2 separate regions of the Mus musculus genome follow, and region 2 is linked to region 1. The links are chromatin loops, found by intact Hi-C in ENCODE. Cell type or tissue: heart. All regions are shown on one strand.

What was found. Hi-C counts contacts between places; a loop is a spot of excess contacts. Peaks named below come from ENCODE experiments on the same cell type or tissue, not always from the same donor. Only the 100,000 strongest peaks of a DNase experiment are listed, where the experiment ranks them.
Region 2: it touches region 1 in a loop (1.9-fold over the local background); 2 of 42 quality-filtered maps call a loop at or near these places.

Annotation. Positions count from the first base shown.
Region 1 is chr10:111,686,527-111,694,526 of GRCm38, reverse strand. Gm30624 (a long non-coding RNA gene) reads right to left here. Exons shown (of 6, transcript XR_001779641.2): 2 at 6,080-6,193. Among named protein-coding and RNA genes, the nearest start is that of Gm30624, 5.5 kb to the right of the region's middle. In heart, no CTCF peak of the experiment used is centred here; a DNase peak (open chromatin) is centred at 4,706; H3K27me3 peaks cover 250 bases.
Region 2 is chr10:111,764,183-111,772,182 of GRCm38, reverse strand. It overlaps the pseudogene Gm46193. Among named protein-coding and RNA genes, the nearest start is that of Gm30624, 83 kb to the right of the region's middle. In heart, no CTCF peak of the experiment used is centred here; a DNase peak (open chromatin) is centred at 3,942.

The sequences.
Region 1 (8,000 bases):
CTGCTCCAGTGAGCTGTGCAGATGCAAGGTCTAGAAGGAATATTTAGTGGTCACCATGGTTACCATTAGTCATATGAAGTTATAGCTTGTGTGCAGATAGCTCTCTGCACAGCTGTAAAAAGAAAGCAGGCTCCAAAAAGGCAGGCTTGTTGGGGCCCTGAGGAGTTTTCTTCTGTAATATGTCCAGCCCCTTGGGTAATTCATCTTAATATGCGAGTTTAATTCACACTTTTACAAAAATGTAGGCAACAGAGATTCCCAGAATACAAAAGCCAGAAGGAAACCTAGAGGTAATTCAGCCCCAGAAGAGCGAGGTCAAGAACATTAAGGACTGGAAGATACACAATAGGTCACCTAGAATCATTGAAAAAGATGTAATTAGAAGGTGCCAAGGCCAGGACTTCCTCTGCCTTTCCTTGTCCCTCATCCTCAGAGCTCTTAGACTAAGTCTTAGAAAGTCCTGGGTCTGACAAGAATTACCCCAGTTCTTGTGAATGACCCCACACAGATGTGCTAGACTCCTTGAAGGAGGGCTGGAGCCAAGAACCATATCTGTCTGCCAAAACCATGGTAGGCTTGGAATGTCATGAGTTTGGGGATTGGCTAAGTTCAGATGGAGGTCCTGGTTTGCTGGTGCTAACCAGCTATTTCAGAAGTGGTATCCTACCCATGCCAGACCTCCCTCTGTGGTCAAACTTCTTGCTGTCCTTTATAGGCTCTACCCTCCAGGCTCAGTGTCCAACAGAATTTCCCATCCATTAAGCATGCTGCTGTGCCTTATATTCTGTGACTTTGTGATTCTCTGAGGGTAGAAATAAAATTGTGTGTCGACTATCTTAAACAAGAAGTGCCCTGACATTATCCTGAGTGAGGTAACCCAATCACAAAAGAACTCAAATGATATGTACTCACTGATAAGTGGATATTAGCCCAGAAACCCAGAATACCCAAGATATAAGTTACAATTTGCAAAACACATGAAACTCAAGAAGGAAGACCCAAATGTGGACTCTTTGCCCCTTCTTAGAATTGGGAACAAAACACCCATGGAAGGAGTTACAGAGACAAAGTTTGGAGCTGAGACAAAAGGATGGACCATCTAGTGACTGCTGTATCTGGAGATCCATCCCATAATCAGCCTCCAAACGCTGACACCATTGCATACACTAGCAAGATTTTGCTGATAGGACCCTGATATAGCTGTCTCTTGTGAGACTAGGCCGGGGCCTAGCAAACACATAAGTGGATGCTCACAGTCAGTTAATGGATGGATCACAGGGCCCCCAATGGAGGAGCTAGAGAAAATACCCAAGGAGCTAAAGGGAACTGCAACCCTATAGGTGGAACAACATTATGAGCTAACCAGTACCCCGGAGCTCTTGACTCTAGCTGCATATGTATCAAAAGATGGCCTAGTCGGCCATCACTGCAAAGAGAGGCCCATTGGACTTGCAAACTTTATATGCCCCGGTACAGGGGAACGCCAGGGCCAAAAAGTGGGAATGGGTGGGTAGGGGAGTCGGGGGGAGGGTATGGGGGACTTTTGGGATAGCATGGGAAATGTAGATGAGGAAAATCCCCAATAAAAAAGAAAAAAAAAAAAAGAAGTGCCTTGAATCTAGAAGAGCAGCTTGCTTTTGTAATCTTAGCACTTGAGTGGTAGAAGCAGCACAGTGGTGAATTTAAGACCAGTCTGAGCTACCTAGCTAGGTCCAGGCTAACATACACTACATCATAAGATATATGGCAAGACTGGGACACTGGTTCAGGGGAGAAAGCCAATATGAAAACATTACTAGTGCGATTAATGAACTTTAAATACTATCTATATACTAAGTAGTAGCACTGCATCTATTTTAACCTTGGTGAATTTGATGATCCTGATCTAAATGAGTTAAATGAGAGGAAAGAATAAAAGAAAATGAGACAAAACATTAAACCAGATGCATCTAGCTAGATGACTAGAGGTGAATCTTTACATTCTTAATTTTCTATATAAATTTGAGATGGAGTCAAGGATATACATTTTAATTTCTTCCAATTTAAATTCCAATTTTAAATTCTTTCAATTCAATGCAGATGTCAGGTAAGGGCACACAATGTAAGCTCAAATTTACAGTTCCAAAACTCATTTAGCTCTACCATCCAATGCTGACCAAGTGAGAATATACAGAGACTTAGTCTTTGAGAGACATTGAGTGTCGTCAGTACAAATGCTTGTGAAGAATTATGCACTTTGTTTCCTGGGTTTTTTGCTTTCTAGATGATCAGAAATGGCCACCCCCCCTAAATTGTATGTAAACACAGAGAGACAGAGAGAGAAAGAACAAGAGAGATGGGGGGGGGGCGCATGGAACAGAATTGTTGTGACTTAGCACTTCACAGAGAGATTCCCAAGACCCCTTATCCACTTTCTGTACTGCAGATAGTCCTGATGCAGATGTGCACACCCCTGCTAAATAAGCAGAGACCCTGCTCACCTTTCTCAGAGAGATCTATAATCTATAACTGTATTTGCCTCAAGAAGACTTGGTCACATGCTTCAACAATGCAAGGAATCAACAAGCTAGACATTACAAAGATTTTGAAGCCAAACATTTTGCTAGACCATATGAAACCATATTGAACATAGTCATTCATACTCATGTTGATTCAGATGACAAAATCAACCACACATTGCCTTGTGTCTTGTGGGGGTAGCAAGTGTTCACCAGTTCTGGGCCTTTCCAGATGTTTCTAGTACTTCCTCTCTGTGTATGTGTACCTGGCTCACCCACCGGTATGCAGCCAGGTTATGATAAATATTAACAACAGCTGTTCTCCTTGGCATTTTTTTTGGTCTCTTCTACTATGTAACATCTTTCAGTTCTCTGAGACACAGTAGCTCTGCATTCTTCAAATAGCACAATAGAGGTCCAGTCAAGTCTGAGCAAGCCTGTTAAATTCTGAGCATCACTGTCAGTCAGAATCGTAATACTTATATAAATACCCTTTGACCCTTCATAGTTTTCTCTTCTGCCATGAAGTTTTATGGTACTTGTTAAGGTCCTCCATGTGTCTTTAAACACTACCTCAGAAATCCATGGGCACCCTGCACATCATTCAGTGTCATACTTATTACCACACATTTTCCCAAGTAACTCATCTTAAAGGTCTTATTTTGAAAAAGGTCTGCATCCTGTGCCCTGCAAGAGGAAGCTGAGCTGTGAGTGGTGTGTTTCAGAGGTGACTTTCTGTCCTCCTTGTTGACCTCAAGCTGCCTCATCACTTTGTGATACCTGGACAGGGCACTGGTTCCCAAAAGTACACAGGACTGACAACCTGAGCCAAGAAGGCAGACATGTTTCTAAGAGAGTGGGCTTAAATCAGGGAGAACCGTTCTTCTGCTTCCGAGTCACGCAACCATGGACAACTCAACTCCTTTGACCCTTAGGTTTAGAGTCTTTAAAATGGCATGTTTATATACCTGCCTTATAGGGAAGAGTTAAATGATGCTTGTAATGCATGAAGCATGGGCCCCCAGAAAGAACAACAACTCGTCTTACTTATTACATTATATACTCCGTGAGCTTGTACCTGGGGAGGGAGAAGAGGAAGATAGATGTCCTTGTATCCTCAACTTTTCCTTCTGCAAAAGGGGTTTTTCCTTTTTGCTTGTTTTTAGAGCTACTGGCACAGTTGAAAATGTACAAGTATAAGCAAATACAAAATAAAACTCAAGTCCCCACATCACTTCCTGCAAGCTCCTTGGGTGCTCCTCGTCTTGCCATTGCTTTCTCAACTAACCTCACTTTGGGAGAACTGTTCCCTTTGCTCTTCTCTCCTCTTTGGGAGAAATACTCTAGTGTATTCTATCTGAGCATGCTCCTTCAGCTCTCAGTTCAGCCGGTGTAAAGTCAGCTGGATGAATTCAACTTTCTCAGTCTCTGAGAGGGTCTCATTATTAAATGCCTCTGTAGCATTCAGACCTGAAGGCCACTTTGCATGGTATTCCATCACAAGTCCAACAAGGGATAACAGCTAGGACTTCCTGAGGGTTCAATTAGCTGAAACATCTTCCAAAAGAAAGTGAGAAAAAGACCATCGCAAAACCAAATGCAGCGTCCTACCTCGAAAAACTAAAACAAGAGATGGTCAATCTTCAGAAATGTATGTCAGCAATATAACTTACAACTCATGGTCCAGAAGTGACCTGTGTGACCAGAGGGATGAGACCCTTGGCCAATGAGACCAAACGGATCAGTGTTCTTGTTTGTCTGAGGTGGCAAAGGAAAGTCAGACAGATCTTTGGAGAACAAAGAGAGGAATTTAGACCCTTACTGAAAAATCCAGCTCTAAATTACTCCTTAGTTTATGGCTTTGAATCTTACCCCAAGTCACCCTTGAAATACTTGGGAGGTCAGCTGGGGAGAAAGACATACAAAAGTTTTGAAAAAAAAGAACAACTAGGATCCATAACTCTGATCTTGTCCTGTGATAAGCTCATGTTCCAGGGCATGGGCTATAGTTCTTTCCAAAGTCTGCAGTTCTGAACTAAACACGGTCAGATAATTGCTTGGCTAGTAACCCACACCAAATCCCCACACTCCACAGTGATTCATTCTAAAAATCTCGCTCAGAAACAAGCCCCAGCTCGGAGCACGGTGGGGGAGGGCCTTCCACACTGACTCTCTTAGATGGAGAGAAGGGGATGCTTCCCAGCTGCTCGCCACTGGGCAGAACCTCGGGGTGAGCTCATATTTGGAAACAGGAGATGAACGGATAGCAAAGATTAATGAGGTTCTGGAACAGCAAGTTTAAACAGTTGTGCTCGTGAACCCGATGTGATTACAAACCAAGCAAAACTAGGAGACTATGTGGCTGGCTTACTCTTCTGTATTGGGCCACCCTAAAACAGCTGCATCTTGCTGCTTTCCTGGCTATCCCCGGACAGTGATGGTTTACAAGCTCAAGTCTCAGTTTAGATACTTCTTCCCCCCACCCCCCAAATCGGTATTTACTTGTCAATTTTGATATTATAATATAATTATGTTTCTTCCTTCCCTCTCCTTGCACCAAACTCTAACATACACTCCTCTCCACTCTTTCTTCAAATTCATGGCCTCTTCTTAGAAGGAAGAGAGAGAGGAGGAGACATTCAATGAGATATCCAGGGCTGAAGGAGGACATGTTGTCCTGTCGTTTAAAAATCTTCTAATCTCTTCTTTCCCTGAAATTACTTAGTAATGGCATATATCTGACATGATCCAATTTGTAAGATACTGCCTCAATGGAACTTTGCCAATACAGCTTAATCCTAGCAAGGTAGAGAAACTTGAGTCTGGAACAGCAGCAATGAGCAACCTGGAGCTTTGTGACGCAAGGGACTCAGCCTGAGCACTAGAGCTTAGAGCTTGAAAGGCAGCATAAAATGTTCATACTGGCTTTTTTCTTTTAAACAGTGTGTTCTCCATTGCCCATGACTCCCACTATAAAATGTGGCAAAACAACTGCCCATTTGGGGTTGTAGAGATGGCTCAGTGGTTAAAAACACTTACTGCTATTGCAGAGGACCAAAGTTCAGTTCCTGGAGTCCACATTAGCAAGCCAACAATTGCCTATATCTCCAGTCCTAGAGGACTGCATAAACATGTATATATATAAGCTCACACAAACCCAAACATATATATATATATATATAGTAGCTTTGCAAATGGTCTATATTTGCTTGTACATCTACTGGGCAAAAAACAAAACAAAGCAAAACCCTTTTGTAATGGAAACTTGCTAAGAGAACTTAGGTTAAACTATGGTACAAAATATGTTTTGATCTCAACAACCAATAGTTTAAGATCCAATTCAAAATGGAAGAAGACCACAGAAGAGGCTCATTCTTCAGGCTGAGTTATATGCAAGGTCAAAAGAACTAGTCTAATTTGGAAAACCAAGCCAGGTATAGCCTCAAACCACCCTTAAAAGTCAAGAGAGAATTAATCACCAAATGATGGTACCAAGGTTCTGTTAGGGCCACTTCCGAGAGAGTAACAAAACTCCCCCCCCCCCCCCAGGCTATGGCAAACAGAAAAGAGCCTTGCCCCACCTGTATTCTTGCAAAGACACAGTGCCTTTCTAGGATGCTCTACAGGCAAGAATGACCATGAACCTCCACACGCCTCGATCAGTTTGTGCTGTCAGTGCTTACTTCTGTTTGGGCCTGGAATAAATAGAAAGATGTAGGCATTCAATGGACAGTTGGCAATATTGAGATTTACTGTCACTCAGCACCAGAAGCAACATTTTACAAACACCATTCTCTGGGACCAAAACACAAGATGGGTCAGGACTATGGCTCCAGCCAAAGACTCTAGAGCAGGGTTTTCCAACCTATGGGTCCAGACGTCTTTGGGAGTTGAATATCAGACATCCTGCATCTCAGATGTTTACATTACAATTCATAACAGTTGCAAAAATTACAGTTGTTAAGCGGTAGCAAAATAATTTTATGGGTGGGGGTCACCATAACATAAGGAACTGTACTAAAGGGTTGCAGTGTTAGGAAGGATGCAGTCTGCTGATCTACAGGAAAACAAAAACAGGGATGCTAGAAAGAACGTTCTCAGGGAGATGAGAAAGAAGATGGGAGTCTTCATCTCCTAACAGGCCACCTGACAGGCTATTAAGGACTGTAGAGGCACAGGCCAGAGGCAAGCTGAAGGTAGGAGCCACATGTGAAGGGGAGGGAAAAGCTCTTAGGCGCCTCCTGCCCGTGCAACAGCAAAAGCAAGGCTCCTGGGGTTAGCTCTGGCCACAACCCAGATGGGTTCTGAAACCTGTTGGAGCTGGAGTGGTGAGTAAGGGCTAAGTGGGTTCTGCTAGAAGTATAAAGAAAATAGAACTGATGTCCTGGTTTGCTTTAAAAACTATAATGCAATATTTAAATTTAGATATGTAAACTCTATCAGTTCAACTTGTACCCCTCCATCCCTGACACCCTGCAAAGTAATCGACTGTATCACACACCCATGAGGCACAAGATGGAAACTAGTAATTCCTCCCTTTCCTGCACCCCCCAAATTGCCACGTAGGCTTCCGACGTCACCCTGGCTCTCCTCATCACAGTATGGCCTCTGGCCTTAATCTTTCTCATGGAACCTTTTATTATCTAGCCATGTAGTATCAGAAAAGATAATTTAAAAAAAAAAAGGAAGGAAGGAAGGAAGAGAGAGAGAAAGAGAAAGAGAGAGAGAGAGAGAGAGAGAGAGAGAGAGAGAGAGAGAAAGAAGGAAAGAAAGACCTTCTCAAAGCTCTGTTTCTGCTTTTTCCATCTTCCTTTGTTTCTTTCTTTTTCTTTTCACTTATACCAAAAATGAATAGAACCCCACCACCTCCAAGCTTCCATCCAAAGCTCAGGGGAGCCCCTAAGGTGATTAGAAACAGACACACTTCATCTCTGGTCTGGAAAAGAATAGAAATACTGGAGGATTGTGAACTGTGGGAAAAAAAAATTACCCGAAGTAACACAATGCATCTATGATCAATGAGTAAATGAAGGAAGATTGCCTGTCTAGGAAAAAAAGAACTCTGCACTGGTCTGCAATCTAATGTCCACCCAAGAGGAAACTTACAGTCATGTGATTTATGAATTATCATATGTAACATTCCTGTAGTGTTTACATAGAGGGCCCCCTGTGTTGTAATTAAGGGAGCCAGTGGGGTGCCTCTGCTCGCTGCTAACTAAATGAATTTTGATCTGCTTGAATCAGGAAAAGTGTGATTGTGTGAAATTTCAGTTGCTCAGCGCTCCCCCTTGACAGTACAAATCAGTCTCTGTCTCCCTTGGCACAGCTTTAATTATCTCATTAGAGCCTAATTGCCGACTCTTTACGAATAACCAACCAATCACTCTGAGTACGGTTTCCCCCTTACCTATGTGTATTTCTCTTTGTGTCCCTGAAAGCTAAGGAAGGTAAAAGGAAGTGTAGTTTGACTCAAGGGCCTTGAGACAAACCCAAAATATTATC
Region 2 (8,000 bases), 78 kb before region 1:
CAGAGTTTGTGAAGTTAGAGAATGTGCTTAAGGGGAGAAAAGAGAACTCATTTCACCTGACAGAGTATTCACCTCATATACAGAGCAGCTTCTTTTGCTATGTAAAGAATCCTTGGTGTTCTTGGCAGAATAAACTAAATTAGTGTATGAAGAAGCCCTTGAGAAGACAGAAGAAGCCCTTATGTGGGTCAACATAAGTAGACCCATGAGTTTGAGACTTCAAATGCTTGTGAGCAAAATTTGGCTTTGTGTAATGAAGGATAGAATGAGTGTCTGCATAAGAACATTTGCAAAGGCTCTACCTGTGGAAGAGGCTCTCATCTATGGAAGGGTGCTGCTGGCCCACCTGAGTCACGGCAGGCAGATTTCCACACTTGGAACTCTTCCTCCCAGCCGGCAGGGCTGCTGAGTCAAGGCTCCTTCTCTGCTGGTGGAAAAAGCTCATTCTCTGACCAGTGAGTGTCACACAGAATTCTCCCTCCCGACATTACCAGCCAGTTTTTACCTTAAAGTTACATGTGTCCCTTACCTTCTCTTGGATTCTACTGAATCCAACTCAAAGTACCACAGATTAAGATCATGATTGCCCCCCTTCTATCTCCTTCCAGCCCAACTTCTCTTTCCTGCCTTTCTGTTTATTCAGCAAATACCTCTTAAGCACTTCTGCATAGATCACCAGCACCACTGCTAAAGGCGTCACTGACCAGCAAAGCCTTGTCCCTCGCAGCCCTCTATAGCCTTATAACAACTAAGATCTGCTGTTGTGATTTGAACAAGAAACAGCCCCCAGAGGCTCATGTGTTTGAACACTTGGTCCCAAGATGATGAAATTGTCTAGAGACATCTGTCAGACATTTATGAGGTAGGATCTAGCTTGAAGATGTAGGTCACCAGGAGCAAGTTCTGGTGGAGAAAGGGGAGGAACTGTATTATTCCTGTCACCTTCATGTCACCCTCTCTGCTTCCTGGCCTCCGGCCATGACACAGAACAAGCCTGCCTCCAGCCATGACACAGATAAGATTTCAATGCAAGCACAGGGTCATCCGTTCCCTGTTATAGTCGACTGAAGTATTTGAAACGATGACATAAAAATAAACCCTTCCTTCCTTACATTTCTTTTGTCAAATATTACCACAGTGGTGAGAAAAAGTCACCACCCTACTGAGCCCCTATTCCCACGTCTTCCTGCATCTAACCTCTCCAAGCCTGACTTAGACAGGCCAACTCGGCTCTACCACAGTTCTCCACTTCTGCCCAGTCCCTCTCAAAATCAGACCCTTCCATGGATAGACCTAACTGTGTGATGCTTGTAAGCCATGCCGCTCAAGGTGTGATGTGTGGGTCTCCAGCGGCTGTATCATCTGGTAACTTGCTAGACATGCACAACAGAATCTCCCTTTATTGCCACACCCAAGATCACTTACATATGCTCATGACATACTGTCTGACAGTACCAGTCCAATGTATGGATTCTCACGTAACAGTTTATGGCAAAGGCTAACAAAGCTATAGCCAACTAGGGTAATAAGGTTTGTTAGCCATTTTAAAATAGTCTCTGAGATAAGAATAATGACACTAGTGGGGGAATCAAAAGGAGGGTCGTTATTTCCCAACACATGAAATGGTATGAAGTCCAAATATTAGTGTCTACAAGTATAGCTTTGTTGGAACATATGTCCATTCATTAATATTTGCCTATGCCTACTTTTACACACAATGGCAGAGTTGAGCATTTATAGCAAAGACTGTATGACTGGTAAGTACAATAATATTTTATATCTGGTCCTTTTCAGAGGTTTGGTGACTCTTGTTTTTAGAAGAAAACAATCATGATCAAGTGGGAAAAAGAATGAGCTAGAAAGAGAGTTTGGTAGCGTGGTAGTTTGGCGTGCTGCCAAGCCTGATGACCTCAGTTCAACCTCAGGAAACCACCTAAGAGGGGTGCCAACTCCCTCCTCTGTCCTCTGACCTCCATTCATGCACACACATACATGCACTAGGTAAATGAATGTCAAACAATTAAATAATAGAACTGCCAGTTATGAGGTAGGAAGGGGAAGAAAGTAAATAGCTGAGCAAGTGAAGTTTCCTCCTGAGTGCTAAACCCTCTGGTGACCCAGCTGCTGCAGAGTGGGAGCTTGTATCTGTTACCCTCATCACTTCCCGCTGATGATTGCTCCCCGTGGAAACGCAGAGGTGGGCTTTAAACATGACAAGAGAGTGTGTATGTTGGGGGGGGGGGGGTTGTCCCAGAGGTTCAGAGTTGAGGAGGGATACATGGAGGATTTGAGGTTCACTAGCTTCACGACACAGTCTTCACTTAGGTTCATACTCCTCAAACAAAATCAGTGGCCGGGGAGGGGGCTATCTCTAGCCCTGGAGAGCTAAATGACTCACTACTTCTATTGAAAGGAATGCCTAAAAATGAAAGCATTCCAGTTTGAACATCACAGCCGCTCTGCCTGCAGCCCTTCTTTTTTCCACATTCCATAATTTCATGTCTCCAGGAGACCAGTTCGGACTTTATTCATGATCTAAACGTTCACACAGCGGTACACTTCGGAGAATGGTAGTTATTATGATTTACTAAGAAATGTTCTGTAGGTTGCTTTTTTCTTCCATTCCCATTCTCTCAAACTTTATGGCCTTGCCTTTTCCTTCTGTATTGCCAGCATGAGGACAATAGTCAATAATTTTAAGAAACCATTTTCGTAGTTTCAAAAAGCTTCTACCTAAAGAACAGCTCGGGTGTCGGGGAGCAGTGCAGTTGATAAGAATGCTTGCGTGAAGCTGGGCGGTGGTGGCACACGCCTTTAATCCCAGCACTTGGGAAGCAGAGGCAGGCGGATTTCTGAGTTCGAGGCCAGCCTGGTGTACAGAGTGAGTTCCAGGACAGCCAGGGCTATACAGAGAAACCCTGTCTCAAAAAACAACAACAACAACAACAACAACAACAACAACAAAACAAAAACACCCCCCCCCAAAAAAACAAACAAACAAAAATGCTTGCATGGAGCTCTTAGATTCAATCCCCAGTCCCACATAAACTTAGTTGAAGGCAGATTCTGTCGTCCCATACTCTGTTGGTAGAGGCAGGAGGATTAGAAGATCAGTTATCCTTGACTAAGCAATGACTTGGAGGCCAGCCTGTGCTACGTAAGGCCCACAGTTTAAAAATAAATAAATGGGGCCAGCAAAAGTTTCATCAGGTAAAGGTGTCATGGCCACCAGAGTTCTACCCCTATAAAGGTGTTAGGAGAGAACCAACTCTACAAACTTGTCCTCTGACCTCCACGTAGACCGCACTACACATTACCACACATATACACTGCATACACACACACATTGACAATAGTAATATGTTTTAAATGATGATGAAAAACTTCTCAAATGTGTTCAACTCAAAACATAAGGGATTATTCTAAAAGTGCACACAACATCCAACTCCTTCAAATGACAAAAGGATTTGAAATTATGAGCCTTGAGGAGGCCATAGTTACTTGAGAATGTTTCCTGAAATTTATCAGGAAATGAAGGAAGGCAAAGGAGGAAGAATTGAGATCTTTATCAACCTGTAGCCCACGTGTCTTTTTGTTGTTGTCGTTGTCGTCATCATCGTTGTTGTTGTTGAGAAAGTTTTTGTGGCTTTAATGTATCATGAGGCATTGAAACATCTGAACAAATCAGTATCTAGGCGGTTGGTGAGGCAGCTGTTTTCCCTTCACTCCTTCGGGTTACTAAAGCAACTTGTCAGTAGATTAAAAAATAAATAAATAAACCAAAACCAAAACCCGACCATCTTTTGCATTACTTAAGTCCTTCCAAGGCATGCGCTGGTACAGCACAAACGTTTCCTGTCAGATGGCGACTCGTCTAGCATCCAAACATCATGCACAGCACCGTGGTGACAGAAGCCCACTGCACCCGTTCCCGCCTGGCCCTGCTTGTTGGTGTGTGATATTTGGAGCATCTGGAGGAGTGAGCTAGGATTGGGAAGAGGGAGGGGGAAACAGCGTGACTGTCTGGCCAGGAGGAGGTCAACCGAAGTTGTGCAGGACAAGCCTGAACATGTCATTGGTGCAAACACAAGCATCGTTGATGTTCTTTAATAGAAACATCTGGTGGAAATCCATGATGGGATCTTCATCAGCCTTGAGTTGGCCGACAACCATGCTGATGATGCAGCTATCTGCTGTAGGCTGATGGTCCTGTGCTGAGATACTATGCTGAATTTTCTGGAATGGAAGGCTAGATTACTTCTCCAACAATGGCAGCTTTCCCCTGGAATTGCATGATGCATCAATCAGTGTAAGTTGTGCCTAGTTGGGTTCTGCCATTATCAAATAACTGATAGTAACGCTGAATGAAGCTGGATCCAGTCTGCTCCCAAACTGGCTTCTCTCCTGTCCTGGAGAGTCACCCACCCCTCTGAGACCCGTGGGGCTGGCACGATGGCTGCAGCGGCAGCGGTGGCAACTCAGCGCAGTCTCCCACAAGTCTTTTCAAGAGATGTCATCTGACTTAACACAACTTTGCTTAGAGACATCAAGTGTGTACTCTGTGGGTGGCACAAGGTCAGGTAAATTCTAGACATCTTGAAGACATAAGAAGCCCATTTTTTTCCATCTGGAAAAGCAGCTTCATTTTCTATTTTCAGCTGGAAATTTTGGCAATCGATTCAGTTAGACTGTGTTTACTGAAACATTTAGGTAGGAGGGGAGATCTCAGTCAAGAATTTTTCATCTTCCACAGCCTGTACACACACACACACACACACACACACACACACACACACACACACACACACACAAGATATTACTGGAAATGCTTTCAGATTTGTTTATTCCCAAATAATGTGCTCTATATTCATTCTTAGAGAAAAAGGAAGAATTCCACAGAAAGAAATGCTTCCATGACTGGCTGAGTCATTCTGGAGAGATGTTTCCAGTAAGCCACATTATGCTGGATGCTGTTCAAGAGAGAAAAACCCAAGCCCACTGAGCTTCAGTGGGCTGTGTGGGTGGGTTTACTCGAGTACAAACATCAAATACAGCCATTGGAACCCGTATCCTGGGAAACAAGAGAACGGCTCCCCATCCCAACTGGGATTTTACAAGTTCTATTTTAGCCAAATAATAAAAAGTGAATAAAAAAAATGGGTGTAAATTAAAAATGCCCCAGTGACATTCATTGTATTATTTTCCCCCCTCAGACTCCTGAAATTGAAATTGGATGTTATAAAATTCAAGCTTCTTTTTTGCAAAACTTTGATGTCTCTGGTAGACTTTCACATTTCTATTTAAAAACTGCTGATGAACACCCCACCTACAGCATGCCCCCCTTCCTTTGTCAGATAAATAGTCACCCTGGAAAGGCTGTGATTATGAGATTAAAAAATCATTTGCATTTTATAACTTTTCTGTCAATTTTTCCTTACAAGAGTAAAACTATAAACAATTTGAATACTAAATTTCACTCTAACGTCAAGACCATACACAATCAATCAGCTGAAAATTGGACACTAAAATTTCCAATGTTCCAAAGCACATTGATAAGGAACCCCAATTTCATTCATATCGCTGTAATTCAGGGTACTGTTGATGATGCTGTTGCAGCCAATTTGCTGTTGACCAAATAGTACACCACTTGGTGAGTCCTTTTCTTTCTCTCTTTCTCTCTTTCTCTCTTTCTCTCTTTCTTTCTTTCTTTCTTTCTTTCTTTCTTTCTTTCTTTCTTTCTTTCTTCCTTCCTTCCTTCCTTCCTTCCTTCTCTCTCTCTCTCTCTCTCTCTCTCTCTCTCTCTCTCTCTTCCTTTTCTTTACTGAAATTTATTTATTCACTTTACACCCTGATCACTGCTGCCCCTCCTGGTCACCCCCTCCCACAATCCTTTCCCCCATCCCCCTCCCATCCTCCTCTGAGAGAGTGGAAGCCCCCCTAAGTATCCCCCCACCCTGGCGCATCAGGTCCTCTCCCACTGAGGCCAGACAAGGCAGCCCACCTAGAAGAACTTATCCCACAGACAGGCAACAGCTTTTGGGATAGACTCTGCTCCAGTTGTTCAGAACCTACAAGAAGACGGAGCTAAGCATCTGCTACATATATATGGGGTTGGGTATAGGCCCCACCACCCATGTATGCTCTTTGGTAGGTGATTCGGTCTCTAAGAGCCCCAAGGGTCTAGGTTAGTTGACTCTGTTGGTCTTCCTATGGAGTTCCTATCCATTGCAGGATTCTCAATCCTTCCCCTAACTCTTCCATAAGAGCACCCAAACTCCATCCATCATTTGGCTGTGGGCCTCTTCATCCGAGTCAGCTGCTGGGTAAAGCTTCTCAAGTGACAGCCTTGCTAGACTCCTGTTTTCAAGCATAATGGAGTATCATTAATAGTGTCAGGGCTTGGTGCTTGCCCATGGGATGGGTCTCAAGTTGGACCAGTTATTGATTGGCCATTCCTTCAGTCTCTACTTCATCCCCTGTCTTTGCATTTCTTGTAGACAGGATAAATTTTGGGCAGAAAGTTTTGTGGGTGGGTGGAGCCCTACTCCCTCCACCTGAGGTTCTGCCTGACTACAGGGGGTGGCCTCTTCAGGTTCCATATTTCCAATGCTGTGAGACCCAGCTAAGGTCACCCCCATCGATTCTTTCTTCTTGGCATCCTAAAATAGCAAACGGCTTAGAACTTGTATCACTCTGGGAACCAATTATCAAACAGCACTCTGAGACACTAAATTTACTCTGAAGAATTTTTTTAATGTAGAACTTAACATTTTTATCTGTCAAGTTTGATTGCAACACTCCAATTTTTTCTTTCTCGGCAGAGGCTGAGTAGAGGTCTGGAGACACTGCTGTGGGAAGTCATTCCTGAGTGTGAAGAACATGTACTTCAAAATGGCTCGGGCCTCCATTATGGTTTTCTCCATTCCTAGACCCTCAGCCTTCCTCACTGTTAATAGAGAACTATTAAACCAACTCTTAGGAAATGATACACTTTCATGCAAACTCTAGACATTGAACAGCTGTCATGTATCTAACATTTCCAGATAGATGATACCTCTGAAGAGTCCTTCATTCTCACTGTGTTGATAAAAGATAAACAGCGCTTTGGATAATTTCCTTAATACACATGGTAATTAATTAGTAGGTTAAGATTTGAACCTGTACCTGACAGATCTTAATGCCACTTTTGCCTTTGAGGAGTCTAGGTATGTAATGGCTTTGGCTTCCTATCTTTAACCTTGTCTCTCTAGTCTCAGAGAGGCTCTCTCATGTATATTCTGATTTTTAACACCAATTTGGACACCCTGTTCTTTTTCCTTGATAGTGTTCATGATTATGCTGGATTCGGTTCTTCTTATCTATCTAGTTCTAGGTGTGCAATACATGGATGATCTTTAGGCATTTACATTCACCCATGGATATTTTCTTCTAAGCTACTGGTAAAATTTGCAAAATACTAATAAAAATAATATTCCAGAATGATTTCTCTCTAAGACAGCCTGCATGTACATTAAACAACCCTTAATTCACCCTCTTGTCCATAGACCTATAATATCAATTTTGTTCATTATATTGATGAAACTATGTCATACACCCTTTTTTCTGGTCCATCACTCTAGTAATGTAATTGCTGAACAGTGGACGTTATTGGTTCTTTAACCTGAAAAGTTCAAATCTAGAACTAGGTTGATAAGAGGCTCAAATAATGGCACCAAGAACCAGTCTCTCCACTTGCGGGTTCTGTGCTTCTCAACCTCAGACTCTACATGAAGATAACTCTACGAGTTGTCTGTCAGCAACTGCAGGATTCCATTCCATAAAAGCCCTACATGCAAATTATAGTCACTGTTTTAGGAGGTATAGAAAGCAAACATATCAGTCAGAGAGCCCTTGACCACACAAAGGCAGGATGGTCTAATGCAGCACTTCTTAACCTTCCTAATGTTACAGCCCTTTAATATAATTCCTCATGTTGTGGTGACCTCAACCATAAAATCATT